Linked DNA regions of Homo sapiens: region 1 is linked to region 2. A link is an interaction called in ENCODE POLR2A ChIA-PET data of the cell type or tissue named here. Cell type or tissue: Panc1. All regions are shown on one strand. Links, peaks and the distances in the headings refer to the core of each region. The heading gives the core; the rest is flanking DNA. Region 1 overlaps MTO1 (mitochondrial tRNA translation optimization 1). Region 2 overlaps EEF1A1-AS1 (EEF1A1 antisense RNA 1).

The links. ChIA-PET counts read pairs that join two places held together with the same protein. Peaks named below come from ENCODE experiments on the same cell type or tissue, not always from the same donor. Only the 100,000 strongest peaks of a DNase experiment are listed, where the experiment ranks them.
Region 1: POLR2A ChIA-PET joins it to region 2 with 12 read pairs; 6 of 35 experiments call an interaction of 5 or more read pairs at or near these places.

The regions. Positions count from the first base shown.
Region 1 is chr6:73,483,641-73,494,772 of GRCh38, reverse strand. MTO1 (mitochondrial tRNA translation optimization 1) reads right to left here. Exons shown (of 12, transcript NM_012123.4): 10 at 2,421-2,539. It also overlaps the pseudogene RN7SL827P. Among named protein-coding and RNA genes, the nearest start is that of MTO1, 27 kb to the right of the region's middle. In Panc1, for the core only: no CTCF peak of the experiment used is centred there; no DNase peak of the experiment used is centred there.
Region 2 is chr6:73,562,937-73,576,402 of GRCh38, reverse strand. EEF1A1-AS1 (EEF1A1 antisense RNA 1) reads right to left here. Exons shown (of 5, transcript NR_187283.1): 4 at 3,268-6,116; 5 at 150-825. Among named protein-coding and RNA genes, the nearest start is that of EEF1A1-AS1, 46 kb to the right of the region's middle. RefSeq lists enhancers at 1-388, 10,130-10,679, 12,330-12,879 and a silencer at 10,399-10,581. In Panc1, for the core only: no CTCF peak of the experiment used is centred there; no DNase peak of the experiment used is centred there; H3K27ac peaks cover 4,232 bases.

The DNA of each region.
Region 1 (11,132 bases), core at 1-8,000, 81 kb after region 2:
CAGGAGCAGTGCCTCATGCCTGTAATCCCAGCACTTTGGGAGGCCGAGGCGGGTGGATCACCTGAAGTCAGGAGTTCAAGACCAGCCTGGCCAAATAGTGAAACCCCGTCTCTACTAAAAATAAAAAAATTAGCCAGGCGTGGTGGTGCATGCCTGTACTCACAGCTACTCAGGAGGCTGAGGCAGGAGAATTGTTTGAACCCAGGAGGTGGAGGTTGCAGTGAGCCAAAATTGCGCCACTGGAATCCAGCCTGGGCGACAAAGCGAGACTCCGTCTCAAAAAAAAAAAAAAAGAAAAAAAAAGAAAATGCCACTGCTAGAAGGAATGCAGCATGATCACCATTCTGGCTGGTTCCCAAAGAGCATAGTCTTTTCCTGTTTGAACAGCACACCATCATCCAACTTTGTCTTCCCTTCTCACCATGTTATCCTGTTCCCTGCTTTTTTCACTACATCATTTTCCACCCATGAAAAAACACCTTCTATCAAAATGCAGAAGCCAATATTATTCTCAGTATTTTCTTTTCTTTTTTTTTTAAGATGAAGTCTCGCTCTTGTCGCTCAGGCTGGAGTGCAATGGTGCGATCTCGGCTCACTGCAACCTCCGTCTCCTGGGTGCAAGCAATTCTCCTGCCTCAGCCTCCCGAGTAGCTGGGATTATAGGTGCCTGCCACCATGCTCAGCTAATTTTTTTGTATTTTTAGTAGAGATGGGGTTTCACCATGTTGGCCAGGCTGGTCTCGAACTTCTGACCTCAGGTGATCTGCCCACCTCAGCCTCCCAAAGTGCTGGGATTACAGGCGTGAGCCACTACGCCCAGCTTCAGTATTTTCATAATAAAAATTTTCATTATGAAAAACTTAAAAAAATGCAGAGCAACTACCAGAGACACCTGTGGCTTTGATGGTCTATAAACTGACCAAGAGTATTGATACAAAGTAAGTATTTGTCAATGGTAGAGTATTTCAGTATACTGTCAAAGCCAAAGATAGTATTATTTTTCTCATTATTAAAACATTAGGTGGGGAGAGTATAAAAAGAAAGTTCAGGGTTAAAAAAATATATAAAGATATATATATATATGCTGGGTGCAGTGGCTCACACCTGTAATCCCAGCACTTTGGGAGGCCAAGGCGGGCGGATCACCTGAGGTCAGGAGTTTGAGACCAGCCTGGCCAATGTGATGAAACCCTGTCTCTACTAAAAATACAAAAATTTGCCGGGCCTTGTGGCGGGGCCCTGTAACCCCAGCTACTTGGGAGGCTGAGGCAGGAGAATTGCATGAACCTGGGAGGTGTAGGTTGCAGTGAGCCAAGATTGCACCATTGCACTCCAGCCTGGGCAACAAAAGTGAAACTCCATCTCAAAAAAGAAAAAACCAAAACACACACACACACACACACACACACACACACACATACATGCACATTTCAAATAAGTGGTACTGTGGTGCCCTCCTATAAAAAATATTTATTTTTGGCCAGGTGCAGTGGCTCACGCCTGTAATCCCTGGCACTTTGGGAGGCCGAGGCAGGCAGATCACCTGAGCAGGAGTTCGAGACCAGCCTGGCCAACATGGTGAAACCCCGTGAACACTAAAAATACAAAAAATTAGCCAGGCGTGGTGGTGCATGCCTGTAATCCCAGCTACTCAGGAGGCTGAGGCAGGAGAATCACTTGAACCCGGGAGGGAGAGGTTGCAGTGAACCGAGATCATGCCACTGCACCCCAGCCTGGGCAAGAAGAAGGAAACTCCTCCTCAAAAAAAAAAAAAAAAATACACACACACACACACACACACACATATATTATATATATATTTATTTATAGGAGGACTCTGCAGTACCACTTATTTGAAATGTGCATGTAAATCACCTGAAAAGCATGTTTAAATATAGATTCTCAGTGGGTCTGAGGTGAAGCCTGAGGGTCTGTATTTCCTTTTTTTAATTTTTTTTTTTTTTTTAGATGTCATCTTGCTCTGTCACCCAGGCTGGAGTACAGCGATCTTGGCTCACTGCAACCTCCACCTCCCAGCCTCAAGCAATCCTCCCACCTCTGTCTCCATAGTAGTTGGCACTACAGGCATGTATCTTCACATCCAGCTAATTTTTTGTATTTTTTTTGTAGAGACAGGGTTTTGCCATATTGGCCAGGCTGGTCCGGAATGCCCAGGCTCAAGAAATCAGCCCACCTCAGCCTCCCAAAGTGCTGGGATTATAAGCATGAGCCACTGTGCCCAGCCAAGATTCTGTATTTCTAACAAGCTTGTAGGTGTTGCAATGCTCTTAGCTGAGGACCACACTTTTGAAAAGCACAGAAGCTAACACTGTGCTGGTCCAACAGTAATAATGGATCTGTTGTCTATTCATAATTTGCACATATGATAAAGGTATGTTAAGTCAAAAATTATTTTCTACCTTCTATTTTCAGTCTTTCAGCCAGCTCTCTACATTTAGTATACTTCTTCAAGGGCTCTGGAACAGCCTTGGCTAATGAATCCATGTCAACTTCCTCATACTTCAGAACATCGAGAGCTCTGCAAATATATGAAAGTTTCATTAACATAAGGATCCATGTCATATAAGGCAGATCAAGAACAAGATTCTTTGAAATAATATCAGATCTCAGAATAAATACCAAAAGATTATTTCTTTTTTTTTTTTTTTGAGATGGAGTCTCGCTCTGTCGCCCATCAACTGTAGTGCAGTGGTACAATCTTGGCTCACTGCAATCCCCACCTGCTGGGTTCAAGCAATTCTCCTGCCTCAGACTCCCTAGTAGCTGGGACTACAGGCATGCGCCACCATGCCCGGCTATTTTTTTGTATTTTTAGTAGAGACGGGGTTTCACCATGCTGGCCAGGCTGGTCTCGAACTCCTGACCTCGTGATCTGCTAAACTGCTGGGATTACAGGCATAAGCCACTGCGCCCGGCCCCAAAAGATTATTTCTAAGTATAGTGAGCAAATGCAGCAGCATCTGCTAAACAGTAGCACCTCAATAAGATGTATTATTTGATTTTCCCCAACTCCTTATCTGGAGAATTAAGTTGCTGGTAAGGGTGGCATGGCTGTAATCCATTTGTCTTTCCTTTCATATAGAATATCATCTCATAACAAGGGTTTCACTGAATTCCCTAAGCACTGGAATGTACTTTACATCTAAGCCATGTTAAGTCCTACAGTCCTGTGAATTAGTCATCCTTTTGCATGCTAGGAACCATGACAGTGATCTCCTGCTTTCTTTTACTGAACTCCCTAAGGAAGAACAAGAGGCCATTATGAGCATGTTTTAAGTCTCTGCAAAACAAACTGATAAAAATGATATAGGGGTTCATAAGTCTTTTTCTTCTTCTTCTTTTTTTTTTTTTTTTTGTAGAGACAGGGTTTTGTCATGTTGCCCAGGTGATCTGCGTACCTCGGCCTCCCAAAGTGCCAGGATTACATGAGTGAGCTACTGTGCCCGGCTGGTTCATAAATATTCTGTCTGATTTTTTTTTTTTTTCCTAATTTGGTATAATCTACATGTCAACTTTTACCACATGGAAATTTTTGATAGTCACTTCTCAATTCTGCTTCTACTACCCACTCTGGATGGGCTAAAGCCTCCATGGCCAATGCCTTACCTTTCCTTGGGAGAGGAGAGCAATGTATGCAGATAGCAGGGACAATTACTAAAATTCCCAGGCAACTTACCTAGGCCAACAAAAGAACATGCCTAAGTATTAATGCACATAGATCCAGTGAGATTTCCAATAACTTAATTCATTGGCACTTGTTGAGATCAAACTAGTGAGCAAAACTTCAGCTGTGTTTAGCCTTCAGAAGTGCTGGAGCTCCTATGACCACTTTAATCCCTTTTATACTGATCTCAGGTCTCCCCTCTTGATATTACAAAGCCCCCACCCCCAACTTGACCCAGACCTTCTCCTAAAATGGACCTAGCTAGGTCACTTGTTGCTCTGTTAATTATTACTTACTTCATTTACATATACCTTTATTTTGCTGTAATTTACTTAGAAGGTTATTGCCATGGCTTTTTTTTTTTAGAAATAGAAAATTTCATCCTAAAATTTGTATGGAATCACAAGGAACCCCAAATAATCAAAACAATTTTGAAAAAAGAACATGGTTAGAGGCCTTATACTTCCTGATTTCAAACATATTACAAAGCTACAGTAATCAAAACAGCATGGTACTGGCACAAAGACAGATACATAGACCAGTGTAATAGAAAACCCAGAAATAGAAAACTGGCTAGCCATATGTAGAAAGCTGAAACTGGATCCCTTCCTTACACCTTATACAAAAATTAATTCAAGATGGATTAAAGACTTAAATATTAGACCTAAAACCATAAAAAACCCTAGAAGAAAACCTAGGCAACACCATTTAGGACATAGGCATGGGCAAGGACTTCATGAATAAAACACCAAAAGCAATGGCAACAAATGCCAAAATTGACAAATGGGATCTAATTAAACTAAAGAGCTCATACACAGCAAAAGAAACTACCATCAGAGTGAACAGGCAACCTACAGAATGGGAGAAAATTTTTACAATCTACCCATCTGACAAAGGGCTAATATCCAGAATCTATAAAGAACTTAAACAAATTTACAAGAAAAAATCAAACAACCCCATCAAAAAGTGGGCAAAGGATATGAACACACACTTCTCAAAAGAAGACATTTACGCAGCCAACAGGCACACGAAAAAATGCTCATCATCACTGGCCATCAGAGAAATGCAAATCAAAACCACAATGAGATACCATCTCACACCAGTTAGAATGGTGATCATTAAAAAATCAGGAAACAACAGGTGCTGGAGAGGATGTGGAGAAATAGGAACACTTTTACACTGTTGGTGGAACTGTAAACTAGTTTAACCATTGTGGAAGGCAGTGTGGTGATTCCTAAGGATCTAGAACTAGAAATACCATTTGACCCAGCCATTCCATTACTGGGTATATACGCAAAGGATTATAAATCATGCTTTATAATTAAAAGACACATGCACACGTATGTTTATTGTGGCACTATTCACAATAGCAAAGCCTTGGAACCAACCCAAATGTCCATCAATGATAGACTGGATTAAGAAAATGTGCCACATATACACCATGGAATACTATGCAGCCATAAAAAAAGATGAGTTCATGTCCTTTGTAGGGACATGGATGAAGCTGGAAACCATCATTCTGAGCAAACTATCACAAGGACAGAAAACCAAACATTGCATGTTCTCACTCATAGGTCAGAATTGAACAATGAGAACACTTGGACACAGGGTGGGGAACATCACATGCCGGGGCCTGTTGTGGGGTGGGGGGAGGGGTGAGGGATAGCATTAGGAGATATACCTAATGTAAATGTCGAGTTAACAGGTGCAGCACACCAACATGGCACATGTATATATATGTAACAAACCTGCACGTTGTGCACATGTACCCTAGAACTTAAAAGTATAATAATATACAAAAAAAAAAAAGAAAAAAAGAAAACCCAGAAATAAACCCTCACTATATAATCAAATGATTTTGACAAGCATACCAAGACCACCCAATGGGGGTTTCTTCAACAAATAATGTTGAGAAAGCTGGATATCCAAACAGCAAAAGAATGAAGTTGGACCCTTACCTTATGTCATATACAAAAATCAACACAATATGTATTAAAGACCTAAGGAAAGGCCTTAAGGTATAAAATTTCTAGAAGAAAACATACAGGAAAAGCTTCATGACATTAGCTTTGCCAGTGATTTCTTGGCTGACACCAAAAGCACAAGAAACAAAAGCAAAAGTAGACAAATGGAACTAGATCCATTTTGTTGTTGTTGTTGTTGTTGTTTTTTAGACGGAGTCTTGCTCTGTCATCCAGGCAGAGTGCAGTGGCATGATCTGTGCTCACTGCAACCTCCATCTCCCGGGTTCAAGCAATTCTCGTGCTTCAGCCCGCTCAGTAGCTGGGACTACAGACATGTGCCACCATGCGTGGCTAATTTTTTTTTTTTTTGTATTTTTGGTAGAGATGGGGTTTTGCCACACTGGCCAGGCTCGTCTTGAACTCCTGACCTCAGGTAATCTGCTTGCCTCAGCCTCCCAAGTGCTGAAATTACAGGCACAAGCTACCATGCCCAGCCTACATTAAATTTTTTTAAAATGTACATCAAAGGATACAAACAACAGAGTGAAAACACAATCCACAGAATGGGAGAAAATATTTGTAAATCATATATCTGAAATGGGGTTAATATCCAGTATACATAAAGAACTACAATTCAACAATAAAAAAATCTGGCGAGGCATGGTGACTACGTCTGTAATCCTAGTGCTTTGGGAGACCAAGGTGGGAGAGTTAATTGTGGCCAGGAGTTCAAGACCAACCTTGGCAACACAGCAAGATCCTGTCTCTACAAGAAATAAAAATCTAGCTGGATGTGGTGGTGTGCACCTGTGGTCCTAGCTACTTGGGAGGCTGAGGTGGGAGGATCACCTGAGTCATGGAGCTTGAGGCTGCAGTGAGCTATGATTGTACCACTGCACTCCACCCTGGGTGACAGAGGGAGACCCTGTCTCTGGAAAAAAAACCTAAACAACTGATTTAAAAAATGGGCAAAGAATTTGAATAGATACTTCTCCAATGATATAAAAATAGCTAACAAGCACATGAAAAGATGCTCAACATCCACTAATCATCAGAGAAATAAAATCAAAGCCACAATGAGATATCACCTCACATCCACTAGGATGGCTACTATCAAAAAACAGAAGATGACAACTGTTGGTGAGTATGTGGAGAAATGGGCAATCTTGTGCACTGTTGAAGGGACTGTAAAATGATGCGATCACGATAGAAAACAGTTCCTCAAAAAATTAAAATTAGAACTACTGCCAGGTGTGGTGGTGCGAGCATGTAGTCTCAGCTACTCGGGAGGCTGAGGCGGGAGGATCGCTTGAGCCCAGGAGTTCTGGACTGTAGTGCTCTACGCTGATTGGGTCTCCACACTAAGTTCAGCATCAATATGGTGACCTCCCAGGAGTGGGGGATTACCAGGTTGCCTAAGAAGGCGTGAGCCAGCCCAGGTCAGCCAAAACTCCTGTGCTGATCAATAGTGGGATCTGTGCCTGTGAAAAGCCACTGCACTCCAGCCTGGGAAACATAGCGAGATCCTGTCTCTAAAAAAAAAAAACTAAGAAAAAAAAAAAAAAAACCCACAGAGACCTACAACTACCACATGATGCTGCAATTCCACTTCTGGGTATACACTCAAAAAAATTGAAAGCAGGGGCCAGGTGTGGTGGGTCATGCCTGTAATTCCAGCATTTTGGGAGGCCGAGGCAGGTGGTCAGGAGTTCGAGACCAGCCTAGCCAACATGGTGAAACCCCATCTCTACTAAAAATACAAAAAGTAGCTGGGATTACTGGTGGGTGCCTGTAATCCCAGCTACTTGGGAGGCTGAGGCACAAGAATAGCTGGAACCAGGGGGCGAAGGTTGCAGTGAGCAGAAATTGTGCCACTCCAATCTGAGTGACAGAGTGAGACGGTCTCAAAAAAAAAAAAAAAAAAAATTGAAAGCAGGGTCTTGAAGATATCTTTGTATACCCATGTTCATAGCAGCACTAACATGTACATTAACATTTACATTTACAATAAGGTGAAAGCAACTCAAGTGTCCATCAACAGATGAATAGATAAACACAATGTGGTATATACATAAAATGGAGTATCATTCAACCTTAAAAAGGAATAAAATCCTGTTACATGTTACAAGGTAGATGAACCCTGAGGACATTTATTATTATTATTATAGAGAATGGGTCTTGCTCTGTCACCCCAGCTGGAGGGCAGTGGCACAAATGCAGCTTATTGCAGCCTCGACCTCCTGGGTTCAAAGGATCCTCCCACCTTAGCCTCCCAAAGTGCTGGGATTCCAGGCATGAGCCACCATTCCTGGTCGTGAGGACATTATGTTACATGAAATAAGCCAGTCACAAAAACACATACTGTATGAGTCTTTTCTTTTTTTTTGAGAGAAGTCTCACTCTTGTCCCTCAGGTTTGGGTGCAATGGCTTGATCTCGGCTCACTGCAACCTCCGCTTCCCAGGTTCAAACGATTCTCCTGCCTCTGCCTCCCAAGTAGCTGGGATTAAGATGTCTGCCACCACGCCTGGAAAATTTGTGTATTTTTTAGTAGAGACGAGGTTTCACCATGTTGGCCAGGCTGGTTTCGAACTCCTGACCTCAGGTGATCCGCCTGCCTCGGCTTCCTAAAGTGCTGGGATTACAGGCGTGAGCCACCGTGCCTGGCCACATACTGTATGATTCTAGTCAAATCCATAGAAACAGAGTAGAATGGGGTTACCAGGGGCTGGGGGAAGGAGAGAAAGGGGGAGTTACTGTCTAATGGGTATAGTGTTTGAGTTTTGCAAGATGAAAAAGTCCTGGAGATCTATTTTGCAACCATATGAATATACTTAAACTACTGAAATGTACACTTACAAATAGTTAAGATGGTAATTATGTTCTTTTTTGGGGGGATTATGTCTGTAATCCCAGCACTTTGGGAGGCAGAGGTAGGAGAATCACCTGAGCACCAGAATTCGAGATAGTTTTAAAAAAATCTGTTCACAAGGCTTTGAGCTATTCTCAACTCCAAACTTCAAGAACTGCTTTGAATCAAGCCTAAGCCTCAGAGTACAGAGCTCTGGCAAAGAATGGATAAGTTAGCATACTTCAACAAAGCCAGGAGGGAATTTCTGAGCTACCTAACACATCAATACATTTCTCTGTAATCCTGACAGAAAATGTGTGTGTGTGTGTGTGTATGTGTTACGCATAGGTGCACATGTACATGCATTTGTGTATCTCTTCTGTTAAATGCCTGTTCAGAGTCAGGTTCAACTGGTCAGCGCTTACTACATAGTCTGGCATGTATGCAGCAAGTGTATTTTTAACCGGATTTTAAAATCTTTTTAGCTTTATATGTCTGGGCATTGATCAAGTGAGTTCGCTAAAAAAGGCTAAGGCCAGGCACAGTGACTCATGCCTGTAATCCCAGCACTTTGGGAGGCCAAGGCAGGCAGATCTTGAGGTAAGGAGATTGAGACCATCCTGGCTAACACGGTGAAACCCTGTCTCTACTAAAAATACAAACAAAAATTAGCCAGGCATGGTGGCAAGCGCCTGTAGGCCCAGCTACTCAGAAGGCTGAGGCAGGAGAATCACTTGAACCCAGGAGGCGGAGGTTGCAGTGAGCCAAGATTGTGCCATTGCACTCCAGCCTAGGTGACAGAGTGAGACTCCGTCTCAAAAAAAAAAAAAAAGAAAGAAAGAAAGGCTAAGTGGTAGACTGCAAATATTCTCAAATCAAATATGTAGACTGATTCCTCCTGAAGGGAAATATGCCTGAATTAAAAAGGAATCTGGCCAAATTACCTTTTTAAACTGACCTTTTTAAAAAAAATCCATCTAAACAAAATGGCTACTCCTGGGATTGTTATGGTAAAAACATAGCTGATAAGTTTTCATTGTTCATTTGTTCATCTTTTTATTCATCAGTTAGCATCTGAGACTGCTGAAAACGATCACTTCCCACACTCTCAATATTCATCAATACACATCAGTCACATTCAATGCAAGTTCCTATTACACGAATTAGTGTGATATTTGTTATAAAAGAAAGCATAGTGTTATATAAATTCTTTTTTTTTTTTTTTTTGATACAGAGACTTGCTGTGTCACGCAGGCTGGAGTGCAGTGGTGTGATTTCGGCTCACTGCAACTTCTGCCTTCTAGGTTCAAGTGATTCTCCTCCCTCAGCCTCTTGAATAGCTGGGATTACAGGTGTGCTCCACCATGCCTGGCTAATTTTTGTATTTTTAGTAGAGACAGGGTTTTGCCATGTCTGGTCTTGACTTCTGGCCTCAAGTGATCTGCCCACCTCAGCCTCCCAAAACGATGGGATTACAGGCATGAGCCACTGTGCCTGGCCTGTGTTATAAATTATTTGTCCAACTTTTGAAATAATGTGAACCCTCCTAAATTTAAACAAATGAATAAACAGCTGGAGAAATGAGTCAATTTTAAACTGCTTACACTACAACCATTTCCTGGTGCCTAGTGTAAGCCAGTTAGCTAGTAAACAAATATATCCACTGCTATAGTCTGAATGTTGGTAGTATCCCCCACTTAAATTCTTATGTTGGAATCTAATGCTCAATATGACAGTTTTTAGAGGTGGGGCCCTTAGGAGGTGATTAGGGCATGAGGGTTCTGGCGCTTATAAGTGGGATTAGTGCCCCAATAAAAGAGGGTTGGGGAGCTTTTTGCCCTTTTGCTATGTGAGAACACAGCAAGAAGGCACCATCTTGGAAGCAAACAGCAAGCCCTCACCAGACACCTAATCTGCTGGTGCCTTGATCTTGGACTTCAGTCTCCAAAACTGTCAGCAATAAATTACTGTTGTTTATAAATTATCCAGTCTAAGGTGTTTTGTTATAGCAGTCTGAATGGACAAAGATATCCACCATCCTTATTTGTGAATAAGGCTGTCATTTCTATGAATGAGATCCCCTGATATGAAAGATGATTACGCAAATTCTTTAAAACCTGCTGTTACTATTATTAAAAATCTGTTTCATTGCTGGTGCTAGTGCTTTGGGAAACCCTCATGAAAATAAAAACTTGGGCCAGGCATGGTGGCTCATCCCTGTAATCCCAGCACTTTGAGAGGCCAAGGCAGGTGGATCACTTAAGGTCAAGAGTTCGAGCACAGCCTGGCCAACATGGTGAAACCCTGTCTCTACTAAAAATACAAAAATTAGCCGGGTGTGGTGGTGCATGCCTGTAATCCTAGCTACTCAGGAGGCTGAGGCAGGAGAATTGCTTGAACCCGGGAGGCAGAGGTTGCAGTGAGCCGAGATCATGCCATTGCACTCCTGACAGAGTGAGACTCCATCTCAAAAAAAAAAAAAAAAAAAATAGCCAGGTGTGGTGGCAGGCGCCTGTAATCCCAACTACTTGGGAGGCTGAGGCAGGAGAATCACTTGAACCCAGAAGCTGGGAGGTTGCGATGAGCCGAGATCGCACCATTGCACTCTAGCCTGAGCAAGGAGAGTGAAACTC
Region 2 (13,466 bases), core at 585-8,584:
CACAAGGTAATAGAATATCACAAGGCAAATGGAGGCAGGGCGAGATCACAGGACCACAGGACCTGGGCGAAATTAAAATTGCTAATGAAGTTTCAGGCACCATTGTCATTGATAACATCTTATCAGGAGACAAGGTTTGAGAGCAGACAACCGGTCTGACCAAAAATTTATTAGGCAGGAATTTCCTCATCCTAATAAGCCTGGGAGCGCTATGGGAGACTGGGGCTTATTTCATTCCTACAGTTTCTACCATAGAAGATGGCCACACCCAAGGGGGCCATTTTAGAGGCCTACCCTCAGGGGCACATTCTCTTTCTCAGGGATGTTCCTTGCTGAGAAAAAGAACTCAGCAATATTTCTCCCATTTGCTTTTGAAAGAAGAGAAATATGGCTCTGTTCTGCCTGGCTCACCAGCGGTCAGAGTTTAAGGTTATCTCTCTTGTTCCCTGAACATTGCTATTATCCTGTTCTTTTTCAAGGTGCTCAGATTTCATATTGTTCAAACACACATGCTCTACAATTTGTGCAGTTAACGCAATCATCACAGTGTCCTGAGGGGACATACATCCTCCTCAGCTTACGAGATGACAGGATTAAGAGATTAAAGTAAAGACAGGCATAGGAAATCACAAGGGTATTTGATTGGGGAAGTGATAAGTGTCCATGAAATCTTCACAATTTATGTTTAGAGATTGCAGTAAAGACAGGCATAAGAAATTATAAAAGTATTAACTTGGGGAACTAATAAATGTCCATGAAATCTGCACAATCCATGTTCTTCTGCCATGGCTTCAGCCGGTCCCTCTGTTCAGGGTCCCTGACTTCCTGCAACATGAAATAAAATAAAAAAATTAAAAATAGCCAAACACAATGGGTCGTGCCTGTAATTTCAACACTTAGGGAGGCAGAGGTGGGAGGATAGCTTGAGCTCAAGGGTTTGAGACCTGCCTGGGCAATATAGCAAGGCCCCATTCTCCACAAACAGAAAAAAAAGACCAAAAAAAAAATAAACAGGTTAAATTAATTTTAATAATAAATTTTATTTAACTCAATATATCAAAAATATTATTTCAACATGGTTGTTTTTGTTGTTGGTTTTGTTTGTTTTTTTTTTGTTTTTTTTTGAGATGGAGTCTTGCTCTGTCGCCCAGGCTGGAGTGCAGTGGCGCGATCTTGGCTCACTGCAAGCTCCGCTTCCCGGGTTCACACCATTCTCCTGCCTCAGCCTCCCAAGTAGCTGGGACTACAGGTGCCCACCACCACACCCGGATAATTTTTTGTGTTTTTAATAGAGACAGGGTTTCACCATGTTAGCTAGGGTGGTCTCAATATCCTGACCTTGTGATCCGCCCGCCTCAGCCTCCCAAAGTGCTGGGATTACAGGCGTGAGCCACCACGCCCGGCCTTGAGACAGGTTCTTGCTCTGTCACCCAGGCTGGAGTGTAGTGGTTCGATCTCAGCTCACTGTAACCTCCGCCTCATGGGTTCAAGCAATTCTCCTGCCTCCTGAGTAGCTGGGATTACAGACATGAACCACTACACCCAGCTAATTTTTGTATTTTTAGTAGAGACAGGGTTTCACCATGTTGGCCAGGCTGGTTTCGAACTCCTGTTCTCAAGCGATCTGCCTATCTCAGCCTCCTGAAGTGCTGGGATTACAGGCGTGAGCCAGCACACCTAGCCTTCAGCATGTAATCAATATAAAAATAAATAAATAAGTTGGGTACAGTGGCTCACTTCTATAATCCCAGCACTTGGGAGGCCGAGGCAGGAGCATCACTTGAATTCAGGAGTTGGAGACCAGCCTAGCCAACATAGCAAGACCTTATTTCTAAGTAAAAAATAAAAATAAAACTAATTTTTAAAAGAAAAAAAACATTAAATAGATATTTTACGTGTGTGTATGTTATGAAGTTTTTGGAATTTTATCTTTTTTAATTTGAGTCCAAGTCTCGCTCTGTCGCCCAGGCTGGAGTGCAGTGGCGTGATCCCCCCTGGCTCACTGCAACCTCCGTTTCCTGGGTTACTGCAACCTCCGTTTCCTGGGTTCAAGCAATTATCCTGCCTCAGCCTCCTGAGTAGCTGGGACTACAGACGTGTACCACCACACCCGGCTAATTTTTATGTTTTTAGTAGAGACATGGTTTCACCATGTTGGCCAGGCTGGTCTCAAACTCCTCGGCTCAAGCCCCCCTCGGCCTCCCAAAGTGCTGGGATTACAGGCATGAGCCACCATGCCCAGCTGAAGTTTTTGGAGTATTTTACACTTACAACTTAATTCGGACTACATTTTAAAAGCTCAATAGCCACATATGGCTAGTAGCTTCCATATTAGACAGGGCAGTTCTGAGCCCATTAGCACAACATTCCCATGGTGACAGTTATTGATCCAGGAGTGTAGGCTGGAGGCCTAAGTTGAGCTGATCAGACTGAAACAAAGGATTTATAGTCCATAATAGGAGAGGTTCTGCCTGCTGGTAGTTACAAGAGAAGCCTATAACTCTGATTGCTACTGGCAGCCTTAGTAGGAATCATCTCGGAACCATAAGGAAAAATCAGCAGCATTGGTGTTAGGATGACACCAACATTGAGGAGGAGTAGGGAGACAGAAAGTACCCTGGGTCCTGAATGACATTGCTGAGCCATTGATCAGACCGGGCCTAGAGCTCACCCTACTTCTAGTTATGAAAAATAATACATTTCCCCTTTGTTTAAGCCAGACTGAGTCAGTTTTCTGTAGCATCCAACAATATCCCAACATCAGAGCTAACCCTGGAATCCAAGTCTACAGCCTCCTACATCCAGGTTTCTTGACAAGGATGGCTCTCAAGAAAGAATTCTGACTAATTCTTTTTTTTTTTTTTTGGAGACGGAGTCTTGCTCTGTGGCCCAGCCTGGAGTGCAGTGGCACAATCTCAACTCATTGCAACCTCTGTCTCCTGGGTTCAAGCAATTCTCCTGCCTCAGCCTCCCGAGTAGCTGGGATTACAGGTGCACACCACCACACACAGCTAATTTTTTCTATTTTTAGTAGAGATGGGTTTTCACCAAGTTGGCCAGGCTGGTCTCGAACTCTTGACCTTAAATGATCTACCCACCTCAGCCTCCCAAAGTGCTGGGATTATAGGCATGAGCCACCATGCCCAGCCGAATTTTGGCTAATTCTTTTGGATCCCTCTTTGATTCTTTCTGTGGCACAGTAGTGGTAACTGCCAATGAATTGGAAGTAAAGATCCCTACAGATGCTAGTGCTTGTGAAGGCCTCACCTAACAGGTGGGTCCTCACAGCTGCCGATGTCAGCTTGAGAGGTGACAGCGTGCTGGCAGTCCTCACAGCCCTCGCTCGCTCTCGGCGCCTCCTCTGCCTGGGCTCCCACTTTGGCGGCACTTGAGGAGTCCTTCAGCCCAGCGCTGCACTGTGGGAGCCCCTTTCTGGGCTGGCCAAGGCCAGAGCCGGCTCCCTCAGCTTGCAGGGAGGTGTGGAGGGAGAGGCCCGAGCGGGAACCCGGGCTGCGCGTGGCGCTTGCGGGCCAGCTGGAGTTCCGGGTGGGCGTGGACTTGGCAGGCCCCGCACTCGGAGCAGCCGGCCGGCCCTGCCGACCCCGGGCAATGAGGGGCTTAGCACCCGGGCCAGCGGCTGCAGAGGGTGTACTGGGTCCCTCAGCAGTGCCAGCCCACCGGCGCTGGGCTCGATTTCTCACCGGGCCTTAGCTGCCTTCCCGCGGGGCAGGGCTCGGAACCTGCAACCCGCCATGCCTGAGCCTCCCACCCCCTCCATGGGCTCCTGTACGGCCCGAGCCTCCCCGACAAGTGCCACCCCCTGCTCCACGGCGCCCAGTCCCATCGACCACCCAAGGGCTGAGGAGTGCGGGCGCACGCACGCACTGGGACTGGCAGGCAGCTCCACCTGCCCCCCCAGTGCGGGATCCACTGGGTGAAGCCAGCTGGGCTCCTGAGTCTGGTGGGGACATGGAGAACCTTTATGTCTAGCTAAGGGATTGTAAATACACCAATCAGCACCCTGTGTCTAGCTCAGGGTTTGTGAAGGCACCAATCGACACTCTGTATCTAGCTACTCTGGTGGGGTCTTGGAGTACCTTTATGTCTAGCTCAGGGATTGTAAATACACCAATCCACACTCTGTATCTAGCTCAAGGTTTGTGAACACACCAATCAGCACCCTGTGTCTAGCTCAGGGTTTGTGAATGCACCAATCAACACTCTGTATCTAGCTACTCTGGTGGGTACTTGGAGAACCTTTGTGTTGACACTCTGTATCTAGCTAATCTGGTGGGGAGGTGGAGAACCTTTGTGTCTAGCTCAGGGATTGTAAATGCACCAATCAGCGCCCTGTAAAAACAGACCACTCAGCTCTACCAATCAGCAGGATGTGGGTGGGGCCAGATAAGAGAATAAAAGCAGGCTGCCCAAACTCTGCAGTGGCAACCCGCTTGGGTCCTCTTCCACGCGGGGGAAGCTTTGTTCTTTCGCTCTTTGCAATAAATCTTGCTGCTGCTTACTCTTTGGGTCCACACTGCTTTTTTTGACCTGTAACACTCACCGCGAAGGTCTGCAGCTTCACTCCTGAAGCCAGCAAGATCACGAGCCCACCAGGAGGAACGAACAACTCCAGATGCGCCACCTTAAGAGCTGTAACACTCACCGTGAAGGTCTGCAGCTTCACTTCTGAGCCAGTGAGACCACGAACCTACCAGAAGGAAGAGACTTCGAACACATCTGAACATCAGAAGGAGCAAACTCCGGACACGCTGCCTTTAAGAACTGTAATACTCACCGCAAGTGTCTGCGGCTTCATTCTTGAAGTCAGTGAGACCAAGAACCCACCAATTCCGGACACAATCTCAGAGCACAAGAATGGCTGGAAGTCCCTTCTCAGGGCAGCTGTTATTACACTGCGCTCTCAAGCTAGCCAGAGCTTCCTCCATCTGCCAGGGCAGGCATTTGTCACAGCCCTTCAACACCTCTCCTGGAACTGATAGACCCTGGGGCTGACCCAAATCTGGACAAGCTAGAGCCCTTTGCCAAGAGGCAGCCCAGGAAGCCACACTTTCCACTGTGATAGCAGCCTTTTCTGTCAGGGTGCTGAAGATCAGCATGTTCTAGGCCAACTGCTGGTGCCAGGAATTTAGAGGGAAGGTTGGAAAGACTGACAGGAGCACTGACAACTGCACGGCCATAAACCTAAGAGGAGCAGTACAAAGAAAGTGAACTGAAGAGATGCCACCATGGGAGTGAGAGAAAATTGCTCCCAAGCTCCGTTCATCCTGCATTGCTTAAAAGCAGCAGCAGCACGGTGTGAACTAACCTGCTCTGAGGCAAACAGACCTTATGGTTCACTTACAATGCACAGGTCTTACAGCCCCAAAACTATGAGGAAAGGCTGAGCCACAATTAATCAAGCCTCCTTCCCTTCTGTCTTGGAGAATATGCATCGTGCACCAGTTGCTGAAAAATGGCAACATGGTATAGTGAGAAGAACGTGGCTTCCAGACCAGAGATCTGCCACTCAGCACTGGTGCAATGGTGGACAAGTCACATGGCCTTCATGAGGCTTAGTTTTCTAGTCTCTAAAATGAACATTATTACAAATCTCACAACTTCGGAAGGTCTAATTTCTAAAATACATGTGAAACCCTTTGTTTTTATTATTTTTCTAAATAGAGACAGGGTCTTGCTATGTTACCCAGGCTGGTCTTGAACTCCTGGCCTCAAGCAGTCCTCCCCTCTCAGCCTGCTAAAGTGCTGGGGATTATAGGACGTGAAACCCTTAGTAAGCTAAGTGCTATAAATGTTCACTGTTATGACTTCTTTTATAAGGAAAAAGAAATGTCTCTGATGGTTTTTTAATACCCAGAAATTACTACCTACTCATTAATGCTTCCTCTGAAAAATAAATGAAAATCATAAATTTTTAAATACAATTATTTGTTCTTACAGCATTTGTTTCTATCCACTTACTTGCTCTGTGCCTCGGGTCCCTGGTTCACAAAAACAGACCTCAAGTACCTGTCCTGCACAATGCTGACAACTGGAATGATGGCCAAATGCACAGAACCCAAAGGTTTACTAAGCTTAAAGGCTTATACGTCTTCTTCCTGATCATTTCACAAAGAAAGAAAAAGGAAAAGGAAAAAAAGAATGTAAAAAATAAGGCTTATACATCAGGGGTGACACTCCAAAACAGTTACAGCATCTAATTACAAAACAGTTTGCCAAGGTGTAGGATCCAGCTCCCTAGGCCCTCTGAATGGTACCACATCTTGTTTCCTTCTGACCCTAGTATGTCACATCTGAATACCACGTCTTGTTTCCTTCTAACCCTAATACCCATGGCTCACAGACACCTTCTGTCCCAGCCAAGGAAATACATACCACATTGAACTAAGCTTCTTGGTCCCCTGTATCTAAAGATGAAGGAGAACATGCTATGTCAGCCTGGCTCGCAGAATAATTGGCCCTGCACACTAAACTAGAAAACACACACACACATACACGTGCAGATGCACGCATACATAAGCAAATATGGGCACGGTGGCTCACGCCTGTAATCCCAGCACTTTGGGAGGCCAAGGCAGGTGGATCACTTGAGGTCAGGAGTTCCAGACCAGCCTGGCCAACATGATGAAATCCCACCTCTACTAAAAATACAAAAATTAGCCGGGTGTGGTGGTGAACGCCTATGATCCCAGCTACTCAGGAGGCTGAGGCATGAGAATTGCTTTGGGGAACCTGGGAGACAAAGGTTGCAATGAGCCGAGATCGTGCCACTGCACTCCAGCCTGGGCAACAGAGCGAAACCCCATCTCAAAAATAAATAAATAAATATATAAAAATTAAAAATAAAATCATTTGCTTATGTGCCAGGGAATTTACAGCCAAGTAGTTAAGTAAAATGCATACAAACCCAAAGAGGAAGCACTTAACCAAGTATCTGTTTAAGTTAAACAGGGAGATGCAGATTACGTGTGCCAAACACAGCTGGGCTTCCATGCTACGGTTCTTGGCCCTTCTGAGTCCCTGGAGCTATGTGCCTCTGGAGTTTGGAGCAAGATCAGTGCAGCGGTAGTAATTTTTACAATGATGAACGACTGCCTCAGTTGAAAGCCTGCTTCCTCATCATCCCTTGCCCAAATCCTGCTGTTCGGTTCCCAGACTGCTCTGTTCCCACAAGTTTTTCCAGAGAACACTGTAGGCCAATACACATATTCAGGTGAGCTGAGAGGAAAACCACAACAGCTGGGAGCCAGAATAAAGGGCAGGCAATGTAATAAGGAGACACTAGCAAGATTGCTGGAACCCACAGGATTTGACCACATGCTTTCCAAAGGCAGTCCTACTAAGAGAATAGTCTAATATTCCATTTTATAAGTATGAATTCTTTGAAATTATCCTACAGGCTCTCTAGTGGTATTCTTGACTTATAAAGACATTATTATATCTGGCAGGGCATGGTGGCTCATGCCTATAATCCCAGTACTTTGGGAGGCCAAGGTGGGCGGATCACTTAAGCCAGGAGTTCGAGACCGGCCTGGCCAACATGGTGAAACCCTGTCTCTACTAAAAATACAAAAATTAGCCGGGCATGGTGGCACACACATGAAATCCCAGCTACTTGGGAGGCTGAGGCAGGAGAATCGCTTGAACCCGGGAGGCAGAGGTTGCAGTGAGCCAAGATTGTGCCACTGCACTCCAGCCAGCCTGGGCGACAGAGCGAGACTCCATCTCAAATAAAAAAATAAAAAAAAAGACATTATTATATTCAAAGACATACTTGTTCAACTGTTACATTCAACATGCACATAAACTAACTGGAAGATATGTAACAAGGGCAAAATGACTGGGAAATAACTATTTCTGAATTGATGCTTGCAGGCTGGCAGGATTTGGGGAAGGAAGAAGCTTGGAAATTTGTAGAACTGGCCCTGGGGCACACTTCTTGACCACCCAGCAAGCCACTTGGTTTCTGAGTCTGATTTCTGAGGCAGAGAGTTTCTTTTTTTTTTAGACAGAGTCTCGCTGTGTCACCCAGGCTGGAGTGCAGTGGCGCAATCTCGGCTCACTACAAGCTCCGCCTCCCAGGTTCATGCCATTCTCCTGCCTCAGCCTCCCGAGTAGTTGGGACCACAGGCGCCTGCTAGCACACCCGGCTAATTTTTTGGTATTTTTTTTTTTTAGTAGAGACGGGGTTTTACCGTGTTAGCCAGGATGGTCTCGATCTCCTGACCTCATGATCTGCCCGCCTCGGTCTCCCAAAGTGCTGGGATTACAGGCATGAGCCACCGCACCTGGCCAAGGCAAAGAGTTTCTTAACCAGGCATCATATTAAAGCAATGGTTCTTAAAGTGTACTATAAGGACCAGTAGTTTCAAAGAATATGCATTACTTTTAAACTTGTTAAAATGCAAATTATTGCTGGGCACGGTGGCTCATGCCTGTAATCCCAGCACTTTGGGAGGCCAAGGCGGGAGGATCACTTGAGGTCAGGAGTTTGAAACCAGCCTGGCCAACATGGCCAAACCCCATCTCTACTAAAAATACAAAAATTAGCCAGGTGTGGTGGTGGGCACCTGTAATCCCAGTGACTCGGGAGGCTGAGGCAGGAGAATCGTTTGAACCCAGGAGGGAGAGGTTGCAGTCCACTGCACTCCAGCCTGGGCAACAAAGCGAGACTTCGTCTCAAAAAAAAAAAAAGGAAATTACTGAGTCCTACCCAAACCTACAAAATTAGAAACTCTGGGCCTACCAATCTGTGTTTTCAGTTCACCTGGCCTCCAGGTAATGTGGTGGGTGTATTGTGAGGTATGACAAACATTATTTTAAAGTGCTGAAGCCTTCTGCCGTAGCTCCAGAGTAAAGACATCAAGCAGATCATCATCATCCTGGCTTGCATGGAATCTGGAACCAGGCAGCCCCAGTTGGCTTGCTGTAATCATAGTCACTCCAAGAACCCATTTCCTACCTCAGTTCACAATCTTTGGCAGTCTAAATCCTAAATCCTTGGCTGCTAGTCCCATACCCTTCCCTACCTCTGCTCGGCTTCACCTTAATGCTTCACTTGGTCTTCTTCCCAATTTGCCCTCACACCACCTACCCCACAGTATTTTCCAGATAATATGTGTAACAGACCAGGCGGATGCAAACTGAAGCACAGCACATGTACTTTGTACCCCGCTCCCTTACGCAACCTCAATTTGTCACCAAGCTGGCTGAGCATGAGGAAAACCTGACTCCGCCCTGTGAGCCGAGAACACACCAAGAATACACCAGAAACTCACCAGGAAGCCCCACCTCCCGGGAATAACTGTGGGGCCACCAGCTAGGATGTGTTATCCTGGCTCCCTCAAAACAATGGGAAATCAAAAAAAATTTTTTTTTGATGTTTAGTGGCATATAATAGGAGGTTATGAATGTAAATTCCAGGGTGGTTTCAAACTGGAGAGCCAGTAAATTCTTCCGTGAATTTGAGTAATGATTAAAAAGCAAACTAGAAGCTGGGCACGGGGGCTCACATCTGTAATCCCAGCACTTTGGGAAGCCAAGGTGGGTGGATCCCTTGAGCTCAGGAGTTCAAGACCAGCCTGGGCAACATGGAAAAACCCCATGTCTATAAAAAATTAGCCAGGCATGGTGGTGTGCACCTGTGGTCCCAGCTACTTGGGACAGGTGGGAGAATCACTTGAGCCCAGGAGGTGGAGGTTGCAGTGAGCTGAGATTGCACCACTGTACTCCAGCCTGGGCAACAGAGTGAGACTCTGAAAAGAAAGAAATTAGAAAACCATCAAATGGCACCTTTGACGGAAGATGCAGGCTACATCATCTTACTCACATCTACTCTAGCATTTTCGAAACTGCATTAGCAAAATATTTGAGCTACTATCTCTTAAAACTTCCCTCCAAGCAGTCCTTCAGGCCAATTTTGGGGAGGTGGGAAGTTGAATAGTGGCTCATTTGATTATCGTTGGTTCAAAATGCCATGGCAAAACACACTTTAATAATAAGGAATACAGATTTGTATTTTAACTTGCATATGGCTTCCTATTCTCTACACTAAATATGCAGGAATCCCAGAGGCCTGGGGCAGGAATGTGTAGCTGCCTGTGCACACTCAAATGGCAGACATTCTTTAAATGTTTGTGGACCCTGTCCCTTCCGCCTCTGTCTCCTAGTCTTAAGCTACCCAGTGTCCTAGTTTCTAGGCTTGTCCTGCTCTAACTTTTCAGCCAAAATAGCACAGTATTTTAACAATGCTTTTTTTTTTTTTTTTTTTTTTAAGATGGAATCTCGCTCTGTCACCCAGGCTGGAGTGCAGTGGCACAATTTCGGCTCACCACACCCTCTGCCTCCTGGGTTCAAGCAATTCTTCTGCCTCAGCCTCCCAAGTAGCTGGGATTACAGGTGCCCACCACCATACTGGCAGTAGAGACGGGGTTTCACTACATCGGCCAACCGGTGTCAAACTGCTGACCTCAGGTGATCCGCACGCCTCAGCCTCTCAAAGTGCTGAGATTACAGGCGTAAGCCACCGTGCCTGGCCAACAATGCTTCTTATACTTAATGTGCATACAGATTCATTTGGAATCTTGCTAAAATGCAGATTTGAATTCAACAGGTCTAAGGGGTGCCCAAGATGCTTCCTTTCTAACAAACTCCCAGAGGTTGCCCCTTGTTCCTGGTCCACAGGCCACACTGAATAGCAAAGCTCTACAGGAGTCAGCAGACTTTTTCTGAAAAGGGACAGATAGTACAAATTTAAGACTTTGTGGGACATAGGGTCTCTGTCCAACTGCACAATTCTGCTGTTGTAGCATGAAAACAGACAGAACATGTAAATGATAGGTGTATTACCAGAAAGGGTCCTGATCCAGACCCTTAGAGAGGGTTCTTGGATCTCGAGCAAGAAAGAATTTGAGCTGAATCCATAAAGTGAAAGTAAGTTTATTAAGAAAGTAAAGAAATAAAGAATGGCTCCTCACAGGCACAGCAGCAGCATGGGCTGCTGGTTGGCTATTTTATGGTGTTTTTTTATTTTGTTTTTGTTTTTAAGACAGAGTTCTGCTCTTTTCACCCAGCCTGGAGTACAATGGTACGATCTCAGCTCACTGCAACCTCCGCTTCCCCGGTTTAAGCGATTCTCCTGCCTCAGCTTACCCAGTAGCTGGGATTACAGGCACCCGCCACCACGCCTAACTTTTTTGTATTTTTAGTAGAGATGGGGTTTCGCCATGTTAGCCATGCTAGACTCGAACTCCTGACCTCAGGTGATCTGTTTGCCTCGACCCACCAAAGTGTTGGGATTACAGGCATGAACCACCACACCCAGCCCACTTTTATGGTTATTTCTTGATTATATGCTAAACAAGGGGTGTCTTATTCATGAGTTTTCCAGGAAAGGGGTGGGCAGTTTCCGGAACTGAGAGCTCCTCCCCTTTCTAGACCATATAGGGTAACTTCCTGACATTGCCATGGCATTAGTAAACTGTCACGGTTCTGGTAGGAGTATAGCAGTGAGAACAACCAGTGGTCACTCTCGTCGCCATCTTGGTTTTGATGCTTCTTTAGTGCAACCTGTTTTATCAGCAAGGTCTTTATGACCTGTATCTTGTGCTGACCCCGTATCTCATCCTGTGACTTAGACTGTCTGGGAATGCCGCCCAGATGGTCTCAGCCTTATTTTACCTAGCCACTATTCAAGATGGAGTTGCTCTGGTTCACACGCCTCTGACATAGGGACCCAAGTGTAGGTCTTAACTCAGCCATTTACTAACTCTATGGCTCAAGTAAGTCGCCTCTTGGATTCTCATTTAACTAAACCGTTACATGGGAGCAAAAATTCTTATCTTAGGGCTGTTTGCCTAGTGCCTGGCACACATCAGGTCTTCAATAGAAGGAAATTAATATTATTGGCATTTCCAGCTAACTTCCTTATACATTATTTTCGCTAATTTAGTCACCCCATTAAAACCCCTTGTGGCTCCCTGTTTCCCACTGGATCAAGTTTAAACACCTCTGTGTGATCTTCAAGGCCCTCTAGTATCTGACACACCCTTTCCCATTTTATTCTGAGCCTTCCCACTTTCAGGTTAGTCAAGTAGATTTTTCACTGTTCCTAGCCTACTGTGACATATCCCCTTCACTGGAATATTTTTGCTTATCTCCTTTGCTTTCTACAAACTAAGCAATTAGGGCTCAGTTCAGTTCTGTCTCTTCCATAAAAACCGACCTTAGAATTATTATTGTTTTCTATGGTCCATTTCATGCACACAGTTCCTCATACCATATATTATTAAGTTCTTGCTAACAATTACTTGAATAATATTTGCCTAATATGTCCATGTTATCACTTTTTTTTTTCTGTATTTAAATAGAGACCGAGTCTCACTGTGTTGCCCAGGCTGGTCTCAAATTTCTGGGCTCAAGTGACTCTCCCACCTGGGCCTCCCAAAGGCCCATTACAGATGTGAGGTACCACACCCAACCTATGTTGTCCCTTTTTTTTTTTTTTTTTTTTTGAGACAGAGTCTGGCTCTATCGCCCAGGCTGGAGTGCAGTGGCACGATCTTGGCTCACTGCAACCTGCGCCTCCTGGGTTCAAGCAGTGGTCTCAATCTCCTGATCTCATGATCCACCCACCTCGGCCTCCCAAAGTGCTGGGATCAGAGGCGTGAGCCACTGCGCCCAGCATGTCACTTTTTACAATAGGAACCATGAGATGGTTTTTGTTTAAATTTCTCCATTGTAATTTAGGAATCAACTTTATTTCCAAAAAGATCATTCACTGGAACATTTATTTGTTTACTCGACAAAAATTTATCTGTTTGTGGCCGGGCGTGGTGGCTCACGCCTGTAATCCCAGCACTTTGGGAGGCCAAGGCGGGCGGATCACAAGGTCAAGAGATCGAGACCATCCTGGCCAACATGGTGAAACCCCGTCTCTATTAAAAGTATAAAAATTAGCTGAGTGTGGTGGCGGGCGCCTGTAGTCCCAGCTACTGGGAGGCTGAGGCAGGAGAATCACTTGAACCCGGGAGGTGGAGGTTGCAGTGAGCCAAGATCACGCCATTGCACTCCAGCTTGGGCGACAGAGCGAGACTCTGTCTCAAGAAAAAAAAAATTTTTTTTTAAATTTATCTGTTTGTTATCTAAGAATATTCATTAAAAATCAAATACTGGCTGGGCACGGTGGCTCACTCCTGTAATCCCAGCACTTTGGGAGGCGAGGTGGGCAGATCACCTGAGGTCAGGAGTTCGAGACCAGCCTGGCCAACATGGTGAAACTCTGTCTCTACTAAAAATACAAAAACTAGCCAGAAGTGGTGGCGAGTGCCTGTAGTCCCAGCTACTCAGGAGGCTGAGGTGGGACAATCGCTTGAACTCAGGAGGCAGAGGTTGCAGCGAGCCGAGATCCTGCAGCTGCATTCCAGCCTGGGCAACATGGCAAGACTCCA